Regions from separate parts of the Homo sapiens genome. Here region 2 is linked to region 1. The links are chromatin loops, found by intact Hi-C in ENCODE. Cell type or tissue: mammary epithelial cell. All regions are shown on one strand.

The links. Peaks named below come from ENCODE experiments on the same cell type or tissue, not always from the same donor. Only the 100,000 strongest peaks of a DNase experiment are listed, where the experiment ranks them.
Region 2: it touches region 1 in a loop (11-fold over the local background); 21 of 110 quality-filtered maps call a loop at or near these places.

Annotation. Positions count from the first base shown.
Region 1 is chr9:71,602,547-71,607,546 of GRCh38, reverse strand. No RefSeq gene overlaps it. Among named protein-coding and RNA genes, the nearest start is that of CEMIP2, 160 kb to the left of the region's middle. In mammary epithelial cell, a CTCF peak has its summit at 2,907 (motif pointing left); no DNase peak of the experiment used is centred here.
Region 2 is chr9:72,022,643-72,027,642 of GRCh38, reverse strand. No RefSeq gene overlaps it. Among named protein-coding and RNA genes, the nearest start is that of C9orf57, 35 kb to the left of the region's middle. RefSeq lists an enhancer at 2,316-2,610. In mammary epithelial cell, a CTCF peak has its summit at 2,465 (motif pointing right); DNase peaks (open chromatin) are centred at 1,502, 2,512 and 4,602; H3K27ac peaks cover 756 bases.

The DNA of each region.
Region 1 (5,000 bases):
AACATAAGCTCTATTTTTGATGATTACAGGTCATGATTTCCACAGCCTGACTGTTTTTGGCAACATATTATTGTGTTAAATGGCACATAAGCAGTTTTCAAATTCAAACCATGAGATTTTCATCCTTTTTATCTCCCCTATTTGCTAATCATAGCCTGCTTTTTCTAGATCTTCTCTTTGGCTGTGCTATTAGAGAATCCTAATCAAAATTTCCTTAGGGAAGATTCTTCTTTGAGTTGATCACTGAATACACTTTTTTTTCTACTCATCAGACCACTCGTTGTGAGTAATTGAAACCTATAGATGGCCTATTGTCTAGTTTAGAGAACTGAGTCAATTTCTCTTGGCAAAAAGTGGCTAGGGCATTGAATTGAGATGGAGCATCTATCTACTATAGGGGAGAAAAGTTTGCTGCCAGATCAAGTTGGAAGATCATCTCCTCTAAGTCATATGCCACATTATTTATCTCGCTCTACTTTTTTCATTTCTACTGGGCAAGTTCTATTTACCCCCAATTCTTACATACAAAATTGTGTGTGTTCATTTTTGCCCTTATGGTATGTTGGATACAATGGAGGCCATCTGTCTTTTTTATTTTCCAACAGTATGTTCACTTCTTATATGATGCCTATTAAGAATTGTTAAAGTGAATTAAGTATGGCCTGACAAGGACTCTGTACTTCTATATTTGACTCTTTGTGGACTAACCGTAACCTAACTTAATAGGTAGACAAGATTGAAAACCTAATTTAGGAGTATGTGCCGGTAACAATAGCTGAGTCTTGGCCAATCCCAGCAGCCATACTTCAACTACTCACACTGCTGAGTGTTCAAACTGTGTTCAAATAAGGCAGACCCCAATCTGTAACCAATCCAGCTGTTTCTCTACCTCACTTCCAATTTCTGTACATCGCTTTGCTTTGTTTGTCTATAAATTTGTTCTGAACCTGAGGCATCCATAGAGTCTCTCTGAATCTGCTGTGATTCTGGGGGCTGCCTGATTCGTGAATTGTTCATTGCTCAATTAAACTTTAAATTTAATTTGGCTGAAGTTTTTCTTTTAAAAGTACAGAGGAAAACATTGCAGCAATTCAGTGTTTCTTGAAGGAAGCAGAGAAAAAGTCCTTCTGTCTTCTGCATTCTCTTCAAACTATCTGCCAGGTGGGCTCTCACCTCCTCCTCTCTGAGGCATCAGCCCAATAGAGGAGGCCTGGGAATCTGTGTCCTCTACCTTGTTACCTTATTCTTTCTTTAACCATTATTCTGTAAGGAGCAGTCTCAGGTGGCTTCCTACTATTGGAAGGAGTGTCCATTCTACATTCTGTCGGAGCCTCCCTAAGGTCATACAACATGGATCTTGATGCTAAAGATATAGGATGACTTGGAACTACGGATTATTGAGAATGAAAAGATACCACTTTAATTCCTCTTTCTCCAAAATAAAACCCTATTTTATTATTATTATTATTATTATTATTGAGATGGAGTTTTGCTCATTGCCCAGGCTGGAGTGCAATGACATGATCTCAGCTCACTGCAACCTCCGCCTCCTGGGTTCAAGTGATTCTCCTGCCTCAGCCTCCTGAGTAGCTGGGATTATAGGCACCCACCACCACATCCAGCTAATTTTTGTATTTTTAGTAGAGACAGGGTTTCAACATGTTGGCCAAGCTTGTCTTGAACTCCTGGCCTCAGGTGATCCACCCGCCTCTGCCTCCCAAAGTGCTGGGATTTACAGGCGTCTGGCCCCTATTTTATTACATTACAAAAAAGGGGCTGTAGTAGTCATATTTTTGTAACCTACTTGAAAATATCATGGACAGCTTTCTATGTCCTCAAGTATAGGCCTGCATTGTTATTTTCATTAACTCCATGCTATTACACCATAGTATACCTGACCTTTATTTGTTAACTTAAAAAATGAAGGATTTCATTAATAGAGCTCTTTTGTAGTAATTACTATGATTTCTTTCAGGCCAGAAAGTTGCTACTTCTGTACATTGGCATATTTTTCTCTAGCTGTTAGAAACTATTCAAGTCCCTTAAGGCTTTTAGAACATCCTAAACTTGATGCTCATATCAGCTATTAACAGTCAAACAATTGCCGGTGAGATTATAAAGTCCCATAGAGAAGATTAGAATGAATTTCAGAAAAATTCCCTAACTTTCAGAATCTACTGATTAACAGAATTTAGATACCTACGTCTAGCTAAAGCTGGGCCTAGGTTCTCTGGACTTATGTTATGTGGCACCATCATTATTCATGTGATGTGAGAAATAACCCACCTCAAAATGATTTGTCAATATTTGAATACCCTGAAATCTCACCTACAATAACTTCATTATTTTACCTTGCATTTTTGGTTCCATGGTTATGAAATGCTGTTGCTGTTGGCATCATTTATGCTATGATATAAATGAGCTTCAGAAGCTGTGTGTGTGTGTGTGTGTGTGTGTGTATGTGTGTGTATGTGTGTTTTCTCACATCCCTTCTTGAAAAACCATTGTGAGAAGAAAAGCGGATAATCATATTGAATATCTAATGCAGGAAGGTGGCCTGATGGGTATGGAGGGGTGGAGGTGGGGCAAGGGTGAAGGTTCCATGAACTTGATGTCTGGAATCACTACAGGGTCATTTGCCTAGTCATAGTTTTTCCCAGCATAATTTCTGATGGGAGCATAGATGACAAAGAAAATTTCAAGCCTTATGAGGAATAAAGGGAAAATTCTCATGCCCCATGGACAGATCTGATAAGGAGCTTCAACAAAAAAGACTTGTTTTATAAACTTGAAATGAGGAGAGATTTTCTTTACCATTCAACAGATGGTAAAGGAACCACAGGCAAGAGAGCCTGAAGATGCTTTGCAGGTCTAATTTACTGTCAGTTGAGCGCCCCCTGGGGGATAGCCAGTGGAGAAGGTGGTCCAGGTCCCTGAATATTGGCCATTTTCCTCTTTTGAACAGTCTTTGGGGCAGTGCCTGATTTGACTTGGGAATTAAAAGAGGCTTGAGGCTCATAATCATTTATAAGGGATCAGTAATAATTCCAGCTCTGTTTATGTTCAGTAGTTGTAAGATTAAGGTAAGTGGCATACTTTGCAATCCGCAGGTTGCCACAGGGATATTAGCAATCATTACCGCAATGACCACTCACTCCCTATAAGGCTGCCTGAGATCTCATATGGAAGAGAATATAATTTTATTTTCATAAAAACCCTAAGAAGAAGGGAAGGAAACTACTTTAATTTTCCAAAACGAAGCTAGCTTTATTTTGTCTGATAGTAGAATACATAAAATATTATAGAATATGTTTATATAGAATATTTTAGTAATATACTGAAATGTGTAGAGTATTCAAACATTAACATAACAAAGAAAAGAGACTACATCTTTTGAACTTTGGAATGTATCACTAAATCACCCTCCAAAGAGACTAGATCAATAAATATACTTACCAGAAGTGTGTGAGAGCAGCCTATTGCTTGCACACTTGCAAATCCTGGGCTTTGTCCATCTTTTTAATTATAACCAATCTGTTGTTTTTTTTGCATTTCTTTGATTACTAGTGAGGCTGAACATCTGTTCATATATTTACTAGCCCTATTTCTTTTTAAATTGTTTATTCATTTTTTTTTTACCCTTTTTTCTTTCTCTTTTGTGCTGATTTATAAGAACTTGAGGCACTATGGGTATTTACCCTTTTCCTGGCACATATGTTGCAAATCTTTTTCTCCAGGTGTTATCTTTTATCCTTGATTGCAATGTGTTTGTTATTTAAAAACTTTGTTTTATGCAGTTAAATACAGTAATATTTTCATTTATGGTTTCTGGCTTTAGCACCATTGCATGGAAAAACTTTCCTTATTTAAAGATGTAAAATTATTCACCCCTAGTTTCTTTGAAAATAGCATTTATTGAATGTCTACATATGCCAGGAGCTATGTTTGGCTTATTACATGTATAAGTTTATTAAATTTTCACCACAGTCTTATGAGGTAGGTATTACCATCATCTCCATTTTGCAAATTAAAAATTGCAGGTTGGAAAACTGATTTACTCATGATCACCAGGCCGAGAAGTGGTAGGCCCATGCTTAGAGGTCAGACTTCTGACTTCATGGAATATAAACTTTCCAAGTATTTAATATCCAGAGATGATCCTGCCTACAGATATTAAATTTGAATAAATTCATAAATTAGAATCTATTACAAATACTTTCCCTGGAATAAAATGCCCAATCTTGAAAAAATTACTTTAATAGCTTCATGGGTGCTAGATAATAAAAAAAAAGTAGTGAATATGGCTGAGAATGCCAAGAACCAGTTTATAGAGCAAAATATATTAATTTCCATAATGTAGATGAATAGACTATTTGGGTTTTTGCAGTAAAGAAAGATTTTAATTGACGTGAGGCCAGCCACCCCATGTGGGAGAAGAACAGAGTTATTACTCAAATCAATCATATTGAAGGCTTGTAGGTTAGGTTTTTTTCCAAAGGCAGTTTGGGGGAAGTGATGGGGGTGGCTAGGCCTTACTGCTGATTTGTTGGGTCCAAGATGAAACCATAGGGTTGTTGAAGCTGTCCTCTAGAACTGAGGTGCTTCTAGGTGGGGCATGGAAGTGTGAAATCATCAGTCAGTGAGTCCAGGTGGAGTCATGGGTGTCACATGTATATAAAACCTGAAAAGATAGTTCAAAAGGTCAATCTACAACAGTAAATTTGCATATTTTGTGACCAGTCTACACCTTAGCAGAATTCAGTTTCCTCTCCTCCCCCTAGCATGAGGGCCTTTTGTTATCTATACAAAGGTGGTTGAGTTTTTGTGAAAGTCCTATTATCATTTGAACTATAAATTCAATGTCTACCAAAGTTAGCTTAGCCTAAGCCCAGGAATTCTTAAGGGAAAGGCAAGATGGGGAGGGCAGTGGGTTAGATCAGATCTCTTTTACTACCATCATGTTCTGTTATAATTTATGCAAAGGCAGTTTCAATGTCACA
Region 2 (5,000 bases), 420 kb before region 1:
TTCCCAAATCTTTAAATGACGGCTCCTTCTCATCATCCAGGGATTGGCTCAAATGTTATCTCCTAAACAGATTATCTCACTGGAAAGTAAATTCCCTGAGAGCAGAGACCTTGCCTATTCATCCGCTCTATCATCCTGCTCCTAGAACAATGCCTGACCCATAGTAGCTGCTCAATAAATATTAATTTATTCATCGACTGGCATATGAGTTCAGGTTTCTTGCTTGTCTGTTTAGATTTGCAATTCTGTTTTGTCAAGATCTCTAATATCTATATACTTTATCAATAATCTATTTAGCTTCAAGTTAAGAGCATTGACTTTGGTGTCTACCAGACCTACATTTTATATTTATTTATTTATTTATTTTTAGATGGAATCTCACTGTGTCACCTAGGCTGGAGTGCAGTGGCGCGATCTCAGCTCACCGCAACCTCCGCCTCCCAGGTTCAGGTGATTCTCCTGCCTCAGCCTCCTGAGTAGCTGGGATTACAGTCACACACCACCATGCCCAGCTAATTTTTGTATTTTTAGTAGAGACGAGATTTCACCATATTGGCCAGGATGGTCTCGATCTCCTAACCTTGTGATCTGCCCACCTCAGCCTTCCAAAGTGCTGGGATTACAGGTGTAGGCCACTGTGCATGGCCCAGACCTACATTTTAATATTGGCTTCAGCCAGGTATGGTGGCATGACTATAGTCCCAGCTATTTGGGAGGCTGAGGAGGGAGGATTGCTTGATCCTAAGAGTTCAAGACCAGCCTGGGCAACATAGTGAAACCTTGTCTTTGACATTTTTAGCTATATAACCTTGGGCAAGCCGGGCGCGGTGGCTCACACCTGAAATCCCAGCACTTTGGGAGACCGAGGCGGGTGGATCACGAGTCAGAAGATCGAGATGATCCTGGTTAACACGGTAAAACCCCATCTCTACTAAAAAAATACAAAAAACTTAGCCAGGCGTGGTGGTGGGCGCCTGTCCAGCTACTCGGGAGGCTGAGGTAGGATAATGGTGTGAACCGGGGAGGCAGAGCTTAGAGTGAGCCGAGATCGTGCCACTGCACTCCAGCCTGGGTGACAGAGTGAGACTCCATCTCAAAATAAAATAAAATAAATAACCTTGGGCAAATTATTTAACCCCTCTGTGCCTCCATTTCCTCATTCTAAATTTTTACAAATAACAATACTTTCTCCATAAACTGATTTAAGAATTAAATAAAATATAATATGTAAAAAGCTTAGTGCAAGGTTTGGCACATGATAAGATCTCAAGCAATACAACTGATTGATATTATAGATAAATGTCATTATTATTATTTGTGCCACTTTTTTCAAGTGCACTTTGCCCTAGGAACAGTGTGACTTAATGAACTTACCAGCTGATGACTCTGTTCCATCAAGGGCACGTTCTATACAGTTCAACTCCCACGTGTTTATTAAGCAGCCACTATGAGTAAATCTTAAAGCATGGGTGGGGTTTTGAGAGGCTAGAGATGGACATGTAAGGGCATCTCACATTGAAAGGAACTGCACAAAGGAAGACAGAGGTAGAAAGTTCCAAGAACAGCAAATAGTTCAACACAGCTAGACCACGCATAATATTCAGCCACTTACTCATTTTTAAAACAATTTCCAACCAGCTATGATTAACAGGCACTGTGCTAAATGCTGGGATAAGCAGGAACAGAATGTGGTGCCTGCCCTTAAAAGCTTGGTTTAGAGGAGAGACATAGTTGTCAACACTGTGTGGCCTGCCGCTGTTGCATGAGCTATGCCACATGAACACAAAAGCAAGCAAGCAGCATTTTTCATGCAGGGAGGAAGAGAGAGAGAGCTGAGAATGAGGGCTGGACCCATTGCAGAGGCCTTAAAGACTAGGCTGAGATGACTGTTTAATGAAGAACCAGTAAAAACGTTTTGAATAGGGGAATGATATGAACACTTGAACTGGAAAAAGCAAATAGAACAGTATTTATTTTAGAACACACCCATATTCACCCATGCTGAGAGCCTGGACTATTATAAAGAAAACAAGGCCGGGTGCGGTGGCTCACGCCTATAATCCCAGCACTTTGGGAGGCCAAGCTGGGTGGATCATTTGAGGTCAGGAGTTCGAGACCAGCCTGGCCAACATGGTGAAACCCCGTCTCTACTAAAAATACAAAAATTTGCTGGGAGGCTGAGACAGGCGAATCGCTTGAACCCGGGAGGTGTAGGTTGCTGTGAGCCGAGATCACACCACTGCATTCCAGCCTGGTGACAGAGCGATGCCCTGTCTCAAAAAAAAAAAAAAAGAAAAAAAAAAACCAGCAATATCCTTTAATTAAATCAAGTCAGGATCTCTAAAGTTGACCACCATAGAAGTCTCTTTGCATGAGAAGGGACAACAGGACTCGGAAACCTAGACTCTTGCTCCTTTCTCTGGATGCAGCTGCTTTTCTATGGCTGCTGTGATCACGTGGCCTCCAGAGGGCGCTGTCCCCTGCAGCTCTTCAGATCAAGCTGTGGTTTTTAACCCTGAGCAGCATCGGAATCCCCTGGACGGCTTTCATCATTCGGTCTCACACCAGAGTTCCTGATCAGTAGATGTGGGTGACACACAGGAACCTGCATTACTCCCGAGTCCCCAGGGAGATGCTGCTGCTGCTGCTGCTGGCCCTGAGACCACACTGTAAGAACCCTGCTCCCAAGGATCTAAGGCCCTTCTTTATGTCTTCAGGAGCAGGGCCAGAACTTTAAAAGGAAACCTTACTAAAAATAATGAGGATATATATATATCCTCATTATTTTTATATATTATAAAATATATAATATATATTCTCATTATTTTTATATATTATAAAATATATAATATATATGTGTGTATGTATATATACATAGACCCATATATTGATTGGGTCTAGCTCTGTTGTGTGTGTGTTTTTTTCCAAGTGTTTTTTTCCAAATGTGTATGTGTGTGTGTGTATATATATATACACACACACACATACACATTTGGAAAAAAACACACACACAACAGAGCTAGACCCAATCATATAATATTGCTTATTCTTTGTGCCTCTGAGCTCTGAGAATCACCTGAGCTCTGGTTTTCTGATTGAGAATTGGCCCCTCTTCCCCAGCTCCCTGCTTTAGGGCAGATGAATACCCCTCATGAATAACATAAGAGGTTTTATCCACTGGCCTTCACAGGAACAAAGCCAGTGAGAGCGTTACACAGAATACAACACAAGAACTGTGTAACCTGAATGAGGAACATACATATAAAATAGCAGAAAGCTTTTATTTCCTTAACAGTTGATATAGTTTGGATGCTGGCCCCACCCTAATCTCACATTGAAGTGTAATCTCCAGTGTTGGAGGTGGGACCTGGTGGGAGGTGATCGGATCACGGGGGTGGATTTCTCAGGAATAGTTTAGCAACATCCTCTTGGTCCCATCCTCATCATAGTGATTTCTCGCAAGATCTGGCTGTTTAAAAGTGAGGCACCTGTCTCTCTCTCTCTCTCTCTTGCTCCTGTTCTCACCAGGCAATGTGCCTGCTCCCACTTTGCCTTCCACCATGATTAGAAGCTTCTAGAGGCCTCCCCAGAAGCAGATGCCACTATGCTTCCTGTACAGCCTGCAGACCATGAGTCAATTATACCTCTTTTCTTATAAATTATCCAGTTTCTTTATAGCAGTGCAAGAATGGCCAAATACAACAGTGTTTCATTTATTTTGTAGCACCCACCAATTCCTAGGGCAGAGTTTGTACCTGATGAGTGCCTAATAAATGTCTAAAGTGAATTGAATTATAAGACGCAACATTTCTTCATGCATAGAAACACAACCTACTTTATTGATGTTACTCGTTTGTTCTCATCTACCTATATTTATCTGATGAACTTTGAATCGTTTATTACTTTTAACATTGCTACAGCTTCCCAGATAGCACAGCTTAATAAATACCCATTCATTCTTTCTTTCTTTTTTTTTTTTTTTTTTTTTTGAGATGGAGTTTCACTCTTGTACCCCAGGCTGGGGTGCAATGGCACAGTCTCGGCTCACTGCAACCTCCACCTCTCGGGTTCAAGTGATTCTCTTGCCTCAGCCTACCAAGTGCTGGGATTCCAGGCATGCGCCACTACACCCGGCTAATTTTTGTATTTTTAGTAGAGACGGGGTTTCACCATGTTGGCCAGGCGGTCTCGAACTCCTGACCTCAGGTGATCTGCCCGCCTTGGCCTCTCAAAGTTTGCAAACAGCTACTCAATTTTTATTTTTTTCTAATTTATTTGTTTTTGTTTCTCTCACCTGGTCTAGGAACAAGGAAATATTTTCAATGGTTTTATTCCTGGATGAGAATCCCAAGGCCACATTCTATTAGACTCAGCTTCTGAATGGTCTTTTAAACACAAACATGGCTGCATGAAGTTCATGTCACAAATTTGATGTCATGAAAGAGAAATTTAGTTCATTAGTCACCTGGGGTGGATAAGACGGGTAGACACTGCATATATAAAGGAATAATCCATGAGTGATTGAGGCTAAAAGTAATCCTCTTCAGAACTAGGTCAAGCAGTTTATATAGGGTTTGGATGGTGAGTCAGCCTGGAGAGGCTTGGACTTCTAGGATGAGGAACTTGTGAGGGGTGTGTGTGTGTGTGTGTGTGTGTGTGTAGCTTGGTTAAAATAGTGATTCATCTTTCTGGAAGAGCCTCTGTCTCTCGCTCTCTTTGTCTTTTTCTCTTTTTTCTCTCATGCTCTCTTCTTCTCATTCTCACACATTTGCTCTTGTTCTCACGCTTTCTAGAACAACTCTTTCTCTCTCTCAGGCCTGCTTTGACTCCTGTTTCTTTCTGGCACCCCTTTTTAAGAACTAGTGCGAGGCTTTTGCCTGAGACATGACAGAGCAGGTGTGTTAGTCTATTCTGACACTGCTATAAAGAAATACCTGAAACTGGATAATTTATAAAGAGAAGAGGTTTAATTGACTCATGGTTCTACATGCTGTGCAGGA